Regions from separate parts of the Mus musculus genome. Here all the other regions are linked to region 2. Evidence: chromatin contacts called from ENCODE Hi-C or POLR2A ChIA-PET data. All regions are on one chromosome and are shown on one strand. The core of a region is the stretch at or near the end of the contact, and the rest is flanking DNA. Distances in the headings are between cores, read along the strand shown. Region 1 holds the start of Rufy2 (RUN and FYVE domain-containing 2). Region 2 holds the start of Ccar1 (cell division cycle and apoptosis regulator 1). Region 3 holds the start of Kifbp (kinesin family binding protein).

The links. Hi-C counts contacts between places; a loop is a spot of excess contacts on that map. ChIA-PET counts read pairs that join two places held with the same protein, here RNA polymerase II (POLR2A).
Region 1: POLR2A ChIA-PET joins it to region 2 with 13 read pairs in Patski. The contact joins the promoter of Rufy2 here to the promoter of Ccar1 in region 2. A Hi-C loop is called at or near these places in 1 of 37 maps with a recorded cell type or tissue (adrenal gland). POLR2A ChIA-PET finds 5 or more read pairs at or near these places in 2 of 5 experiments (Patski and embryonic stem cell).
Region 3: POLR2A ChIA-PET joins it to region 2 with 10 read pairs in Patski. The contact joins the promoter of Kifbp here to the promoter of Ccar1 in region 2. POLR2A ChIA-PET finds 5 or more read pairs at or near these places in 2 of 5 experiments (Patski and embryonic stem cell).

Annotation. Positions count from the first base shown.
Region 1 is chr10:62,978,886-62,981,585 of GRCm38, forward strand. Rufy2 (RUN and FYVE domain-containing 2) reads left to right here and starts at 1,367. Exons shown (of 18, transcript NM_027425.4): 1 at 1,367-1,447. The coding sequence starts at 1,444.
Region 2 is chr10:62,790,752-62,793,680 of GRCm38, forward strand. It overlaps Ccar1 (cell division cycle and apoptosis regulator 1), which reads right to left and starts at 1,617. Exons shown (of 25, transcript NM_026201.3): 1 at 1,465-1,617; 2 at 170-291. The coding sequence starts at 242.
Region 3 is chr10:62,577,029-62,579,770 of GRCm38, forward strand. Kifbp (kinesin family binding protein) reads right to left here and starts at 1,429. Exons shown (of 7, transcript NM_028197.2): 1 at 936-1,429. The coding sequence starts at 1,349.

The DNA.
Region 1 (2,700 bases), core at 117-2,616, 190 kb after region 2:
TGCCTGAAGGGTGGATCCCGGGGTTATAGGTATATGACAGGCAGCACACCCAGGTGCCTGTTGCAAGTTTTATCTATGGCAAGTTGAAAGGCAGGAGGAAGCATTCATGTGTGTGTGTGTGCCTGTGCATTTTTTAAAAGACAGCCCTGTATAACCCAGGCTGGCCTTGAAATCTCGAATGTCTGGGAGAATGATCTTGAACTGTGTTGTACAGGACTGAGTCAAAACTACCACTGTTTTCAGCAAACTGGCCTACATCTGCTTGCAAAAGATCACAGCTGGGCAAGTTGACTTGAATTCCCTCATAGGAGGGCAGGGAGGGAGGGTCATGGGACCTTCACAGGAACAACCAGTCTTTCTCTTGCAAGCTGTTGTATGCAATTCTACCCTAACTGCAAATGGCCTTAGGGAGGAACTAACATATAGGAAGGGAGGGGCTAGTGGAGGGGTGACTATCTGCAGCCAGGAAGGAGTCATCATTCCTAGAGGGATTTCGAAGTCCTCCCCAGTATCCCCCATAACTCACTGCTTCTTCAGCGGGAACGGTGTTAATCATTTTTGGTGTGTCCTCAGAATTTTGGAAGCATTTGGTAGACGTTGTTTACACCTCACTAAGGAAAGGATTTTTTTTTTTTTTTTAAGCAACAAACACTCTAGGTCTTTCCTCCAACTCCTAAGAGTTGGTATTTTCTAGGTCCACCATACCCGCTTACAAAGTATCACATTTTGTTACATGGAACTGGGGTCTTGTGTCTTTCCTCCAACTCCTAAGAGTTGGTATTTTCTAGGTCCACCATACCCACTTACAAAGTATCACATTTTGTTACATGCAACAGGGGTTTTGTAGCTATCCTTAGACGACCTGGCACTTGTTAGGTAGCTCAGAGTAACCTCAAGGTCCTAGCAGTCCTCCTGCGTCCACTCCTGTTGAGTGCTGGGGTTAGCAGCTGGATTTAGTGTCTTCCTTTGAGACTAGGCGAGCTTCAAATCCATTATGTAAGTGAGCCTGGTCTTCAACTACGGATCCATCTAACTCCCATCTCTCAAATGCTGGCATTACAAGCCGCCGGCTCTGCTAATTGTGTGAGGTTTTCTAAAATCTGTCGGCTAGCTCCGAGTCGGCCGGTGTGTTCCTTAAACCCATCCAGCCTGCAAGGATGAAACCTTGACAGGTAGCTTGAGGCCCGCATCTACATCCTCCCTTGGCGCTGTGCCCCAGGTCCCCGTCACGCCTCTTTCTCTGACGCTGTCAGGGTTGGTCAAATGGGGGTTGGGGTGGGGGTGGGGGTGATCGGCGGGGACCAGCTTCACGCGGCCGTGGCGTCCTCCCGCCGCCAGGGGCGCTGTGGCAGCGCCGAGCCGGGCCAGACGCGGTGGCCGCCGCGCGCCTGCGGGGAGCTGCTGACCCGCTCCGCGAGCCCGTGTCCCGCACGCACCGCCGCCATGGGTAAGGGCAGCAGCCGGGGTCACCATCCTTCGCTTGGGTCACGCAGTCACCCGGGAACCGGGGGCTCCCGGGGTCTCCATGGCAACGTCCGCCCGCCCGCATCCCTGCGCCCCGCCCGCCCTGGGGCCTGGCGGCTGGGGTCGGCGGACGGGCGGGGACCAGGGCGTCCAGGGACAGGGATGGCTTCCCAGTCACGCGGATGCAGGGCGGAAGGCTGGGGAGGGGAGCGGTGTAGTGCCAGGAGCGCGCTCCGCGGGGCCCCCTTGCAGGCTGGGGGCGCAGAGGGAGCGGGGCCGCCTCTAGGGACTGCCGAGGAGCCCCACCTGCGGTCGCTGCTGCACAGCCGCTGTCCTAGGCTCCTCCGGTGCAGGTTACAGGTTGTGATGAACACTCTTAAAAAGAGAATTCTGCCGATTATTAAACGTCAGGTGGTTTCACTTCGGGAGCGGGGGTGGACGGAGGGAATCACACCTCGACGGAGAGTGGAGGAAAAGATGTGGCCATATCCTTCATCACCCAGCCGGGCTGTTTCAGATTGCGGAGGAAGTCAGCCTAAGAGAGCTGGGATGCAAACCATAGCCAAGTGCCAGAGCAAGGGGACTCTTGTTTTGTTATTCGAAACGGGTTCTCACTGCATAGTCCTGGCTGTCCAGGAGCTAGCTATGTAGACCAGGCTGGACTCGAACTCAGAGATTCCCTCCTGCCTCTGCCTCCCAAATTCTGGAATTAAAGTGTGTCGCACCACGCCCAGCTGTTTTGTTTTGTTTTGAGTGGGCCACTAAATTGTGAACGCACTGACCACCTGGGTTTGTCATTTACTTGAAGGTTGTTTTTGAGACAGGTCTCTCTATATAGCATTGGCTGCCTCAGAACACTCTGTTTAGACCAGGCTGGACCCAAGAATCACAGACGCTGGGACTACAGAAACAGCTACATGGCAGAGTTCTCTGGAGATTAATAAATGTTAGGTTTGGTTTTCACATCTCTTTTGCTATCTTCGCAGAAAAATATTTGTGCCACTCGGCAGTGTTTAGAGTGTTGGGGGAACAGCTGGTTTAAAAAAAATTATTTTTATTTTTAATGAGTGTGTACCTGAGTGTAGGGGCCTCCAGAGGCGTCGGGTCTCCCTGGAGTTGGAGTTAAGCGCTTACCACAGGTATGGGGAATTAACCTCTTTCCAGCCCGTACTAGAATTTTTTTCTTTCCTTTTTTTTTTTTTTTTTCTTTTCTTTTGACCTGGGAGTTGTGTTTTT
Region 2 (2,929 bases), core at 367-2,866:
GGGCTACACAGAGAAACCCTGTCTTGAAAAACCAAAAAAAAAAAAAAAAAAAAAAGTGTTCAAATTGCTGGATAAGTGGGGTTTTGTTTTTGTTCCTGAGTTAATTTTCAAAAGTATCTTAAAAACTAAAGGGTATATCATTTCCAGTCCAAGGGTTCAGTTGCCTGACCTGGTTGTGAGACCGCAGTGGCTGTAAACTGAGTAGCCCATGGTGGATTCTTCTGTCCTCCAAACTGAGCCATGATGCAAGGGGGGGAAAACTTTCACTTGTTTCCCTTCTATAGCAGATACCTATAAAGGATATAGGAAAAGGCTAGTTTAGAGAAATCATTGATATATTAAAGACACGTTCCAAACAAGAACCAACCGAAGTGTGCAACAGAACATTTGAAATAAAACGCACAACCAGCCTATCAACAGATCACTTGTGCATACTCTATTTAAAAGATATCCTTGGGGCTGACTTAAAGGAACTTCCTTCAGTAACTACAAGGTCATTTCCTAAAAAGGTCTGCCCGAGCTTAGTGGCAAAGCCTTTAATCCCCTCCCAACCCATCCCTCCAGAGGCAGAGTCAGGCGGATCTCTATAAACTCCAGGCCAGCATGATTTATATGACATTACAAACCAGCTAGGGCTAGATACAGAGCCTCTCTCTCTGGGGACAAACGAACTTATAGACGCAGCAAGTACAGCCTGCGTGTTTCTTTGGGCGATGGTCTGAGGTCCTGCAGTGGGGTTAAATCAATAACGGAAACTGCGTCGAGACCCCCCCTCCCCCATAAAGGTATTGGCAGATACCATCTCAATAACGAACATTACTTTAAGGGCTAGGAAGTCACTATGGCCTTTGTCACCCTAGTCTCCACTCCGGGAGTGGGGAGGCAGTTGGGAGGACGCGCGGCTCCAAAAGAACCACTGCGAAGACCCCGGCTCAAAAACCCAAGAGAAAAGGAAAAGATGGGCCTGGCATCCCGGGGTGAGGACACTCATCTTCCTCCCACGCGCCGGCCGTGAAAGATGGAAGGCAGCGCCCCAGGCCGCGGCCACTGGGGCCCGCGGGTCGTCGCAGTCCCCGAGGTCCCCGGGCCGGTCTGAGAGAACCTCCAAGCGCTGGAAACGCTCGCCGCCGCCGCCCGGGGCCGGGTCTCAGCGGCGGGGCAGCGCGGGCCGGAGGACGCACGGCCTCCGGCCTGGCCCGGCCCAGTCGAAGGGGCGCAGGCCGCACCTGAGGGGCCTGGAGCCGCTGCGCTGGGGGCAGGGCGCGGCGCGTGGGGCCTACTCCGACCCGCACAAAAGGGACCGCGTCCCTCGCCCGCCGGCCCCGCGGCGTCCGCCATCACACACCCACCCGCCACCGCCACATCACTCGCTCCCTACCCCTCCGCTGACCGGCTGCCAACGAACGGAAGCAACCCGCCGCGGCCTCCCACCGCGCCACACCAAAACACTGACCAGACCTTCACCTGAGTCTGGCCCGGGTTAACCGAGAAGCCATTTCAAACCCGTCAAGCTCAGGCGCATGCGCAGACTGCTTTCCCCTCCAACCCCCCTGCCTACGCCGCACCGCCTCCCGGTTCCGAGAGGAACGGGCGCGTGCGCGAAAAAAGTTCGGCGTGCGCGCTCCCCGCGAGTGCGTTCACTGGGGAGCGAGAGCGAGCCTCAGCCGGGTTACCTTGACTTCGCTGAACAATGAGCTGGCTGTCGCTCGCCTGCTCTGAGGCCAACGCTGTCCTTCCCTGGGAGAGAGAGGGAGAGCGAGCGGCAGTCACGTGGTCCGGCCGGTGTCGCCGCCGCCATCTTGTGGTCCCTCTATTCTTGTTTGGAACATGTTTGGAAGAATAAGCCTGTAAGAACTTCGTTGTTAGCGGGCAGTGGTGGCGCACGCCTTTAATCCCAGCACTCGAGAGGCAGAGGCAGGCGGATTTCTGAGTTCGAGGCCAGCCTGGTCTACAGAGTGAGTTCCAAAACAGTCAGGGTTATACAGACATATCCTGTCTCGAAGAACAAAAAAAAAAAATTTTTTTTTGTTTACATTCTTTTCATTTTTAGAGGGTTTTGCCTCCATGATTTATGCGCACAGGTGTGGGCTTGGTGCCCCTGGAGCTGAGAAGACGACAGATCCCCCGAAACTAGAGTTCCTGACCGGTGTGAACCACCCCGTGGGTGCTGATAATCAATCCCAGGTCCTGAGAACAGAGATTAGTGCTTTTAACCGCAGTGCCATCTCCTCGGGATTAAGGCTGGAATGTGTAAAAGCGAACAACTGAGTGGATTTTAATACACTGAGTGCAGGCCATCATCACCCCTAGTATTTGAAGACCCTACTGAAAAGAAACAGCTGGAGGATTTGGGGGGCGAGAGGGAGTGGAAAGGTTGGGGGATGGGGGAAGTGCACACCTCTAATCCCAGCGCTCAAGAGGCAGAGGCAGACACAGCCAGGGCAACACAGATAAACCCTGTCTCAAAAAATGAAAGACAGAGCTATTATTAAGTCATTTTCTAATTTTGTCCTACACCTGCTGGTGACATCTAGTCAAATTCTCAACATGAAATAGCTTATGCTAGGAATCCCACATAAGATTAGCTGAGCCAAGCATGATCAGGTGGTGACCTGTAATCTAACACTTGGGAGGGAGGGGAAGGGAGGATCAGGAGTTCAAGGCCAGCCTGGACTGTGTAACACCTTATCTCATCAAACCCAATAGGATAAAATATATAGCTTTTTCTGTGGTTCCTTGTATTTTTTCCCTTAAATTTTATGAACACAGGATCACATAGGTACACGTTCTTTAATATTTTTCAAACCACAAGGGTCCTTTCTCCCACTTAAGTAAAACTTACAGAAGTTGGGTAAAATGTAACTCCTTTGTCCTTACTAATTCTGTCCTGACCTTCAAACTATTAGAATATAGTCATCACACTATAGTA
Region 3 (2,742 bases), core at 179-2,678, 210 kb before region 2:
GACATTATCTGTCTTTTTTCCCCCATAGTGTGGAGATGAAACCTGGAGCACTAGGTAAATGCTGTACCACTGAGCTACACCCAAGGGCCTGGAAAACTCTACCCACTATTTGAATTTTGAAATGTTATGTTCTCCAGAGCAGAAAGTCGCACTTGCTGCTTATAAAAATGTAAAGGATGGAAGGTGAGATCAGTTTGGACCAGATAGAGTTAGTCCAAACAAGAGTTCCGATAACCTCAGCAGGGAGGCTGAGGTGGGGGGATCATGGGTTAAAGGCAGCCTGGGCTACAAGACTCTGAAAGGAAAAGGGGGAGGGGGTCCTAGCACTCAGGAGGTGAAGACAGTCGAAGTTAAGCATTGCAGACACAAATGGATGTCTAAACACAAACAAAAAATAAAAAGTTATTAAAAGGTTGTCGAGACAGTTTAAGGAAAAGGTACGAATTCCTTGCTGAGCAAACAAGATGAATGTGGTAAAGAATAAAGTTTTAAGATTTTGGCCATTAACAACAACAACATTTAAGATTGGATCATTCTTGCGATCCCTTGTCCTGTTCATTCCATTCGAATCCCGTTGGATTATTTCTTCACAGAATGAAACTAAGCTTGTCATTGGGTTGGGAGGCGCTGATTCGGACGCTTAGGTTTTCTGCCCAGGATTACGGAAAGTAGCAAGTGAGGCTGGAGTAGGCGGCGAGAACTCAGAGGGAGTTGGTAGGCAGATGGAGGGTAGGTGTTATGACAAATTAAAAGGGACTAAACTTCGCTATGAAACCCAGGCTAGCCAAGAACCCAAAGCAATCCTCCTGCCGCAGCCTCCCTAGTACTGGAATTTCAGGCCGGGTGTTGTGCAATGCTGGGGACTGAACCAACTGAGAGACGTGCGCAGCCAGGAGGAGCGTTTTGGATGCAGAACTCCCGCCTCAGCATCTCACCTGCGCCTGGATGTAGAGAGACACACAGCCGAGCGACAGGCGGTAGGGGCGCAGCAACGACAGGCACCTGACCAGATGCTCCTCGCCGGCAGACAGTTCCTCCGTGTCGATGTGGTTCACACCAAGGTGGAACTCGACCACCGCGAGGCGCAGCGCCCGCTGCGCTCCGGGGCCCTCAGCCTCCCGGGGCTCACCCGCGCCCAAGGCCTGGTCGCCCGGCCCATCGTCAGCAGCCGGCTCGTCCTCGTCCTCGGGCGCCGGGCCCAGCAGCGCGCGCACCTCCTCCAACAGCGCGCGCGCGCCGTACTTGGACTTGTACGGCTCCTTCTCCGGGTTCTTGTGCAGCTCCACCCGCGACAGGGCCAGCGCTGCCTGGAACTTCTCGCGGATCTCTGGCCCCGGAGCGTTCGCCATCGCGGCCTGAGCTGACGGCCGCCTCCCCGTCCGTGGACCAGCAGCCACTGGAGGCCTCCGCGTTGCGACACTTCATTTACGACGTGTCGTGACTGTGGAGCGCCGACCAATGAAGTCGGTAGAGGGGAGCGCTAGACGCTCGGCAGCAGCCAATGGGAGGATGTTCTGGTCGCCACAACAGCCGTCGTCAAGGAAACGAAGCTGTCAGGGAATACAGAGCCTTCCGCTGCTACCCTTGAGCAGTATGGCTTCTCCTGCTTCATCCCAAAATGTAGTTTATACAAAAATGTTCAGAATCAGAATGATTCTTAGGGGTAAGGTACTAGCCTATCGTAAAGTCAATCCCTAGCTTAAATGAAATTTAACACTAACATCTTTCGATAACTGCTCAAGTTCATAGGCAAGAATCTTTCACCACTAATGTATTACGCTATCACAGTTAAAAATTATAGTTGTAGGAAACTACAACCCAGGTACCCAGGTCTCAGGGATCAAATTCAGATCCTCAGGCTCAGCCTCCGCAGCCTTTACTTACTAGAGCCACCTCACACCACCACCGCCCAGTCCCTGAAAATTCTATAAAGGCTCTGAGCTAGGCATGGTGCCAATTATCTGCAGGCTGACACAGGGGCCAGTGTTGATATGTATTGTAATGCTAAATTCTGTAGCCTATGATTAAATTCTCATGCTTACCAGCTTTTGTTGTACAAACTTTATTCCTTAATTTAAAACTTAATTTGGTTAAATAAAAATGGCTACAGCTAGCCGGGCGTGGTGGCGCACGCCTTTAATCCCAGCACTCGGGAGGCAGAGGCAGGCGGATTTCTGAGTTCGAGGCCAGCCTGGTCTACAAAGTGAGCTCCAGGACAGCCAGGGCTATACAGAGAAACCCTGTCTCGAAAAACCAAAAAAAAAAAAAAAAAAAAAAAATGGCTACAGCTGCCGGGCGTGGTGGCACACGCTTTTAATCCCAGCACTGGGGAGGCAGAAGCAGGCGGATTTCTGAGTACAAGGCTAGCCTGGTCTACAAAGTTCAGGACAGCCAGGGCTACACAGAAATCCTGTCTCGAAATAACAAAAACAAACAACAAAGGCTACAGCTAATAACTGCAGGGATCAGAGGTAGGTGGGTTTCCTTGTTGAGCATTGGAGAGAGTAGAACAAGAGCCAGGAGAGATGGACCATGAGCACACGGCAGGAGAAACAGCAATTACTTGGGGGAACACTGCTGGGAAAGAAGCCAGGTCAGCAGTTGGAAAAATAGATTAGAGATTATCCCCCAGTAATTGTCAAAGCCAAATAAAATAACCATAGTGTGAGTCTCACTTATTTGTAAGCTGGTCAGGGATAAGCTCAGAATTGGTTGTGCTACAAGTCTACATAGTTCCAAGAC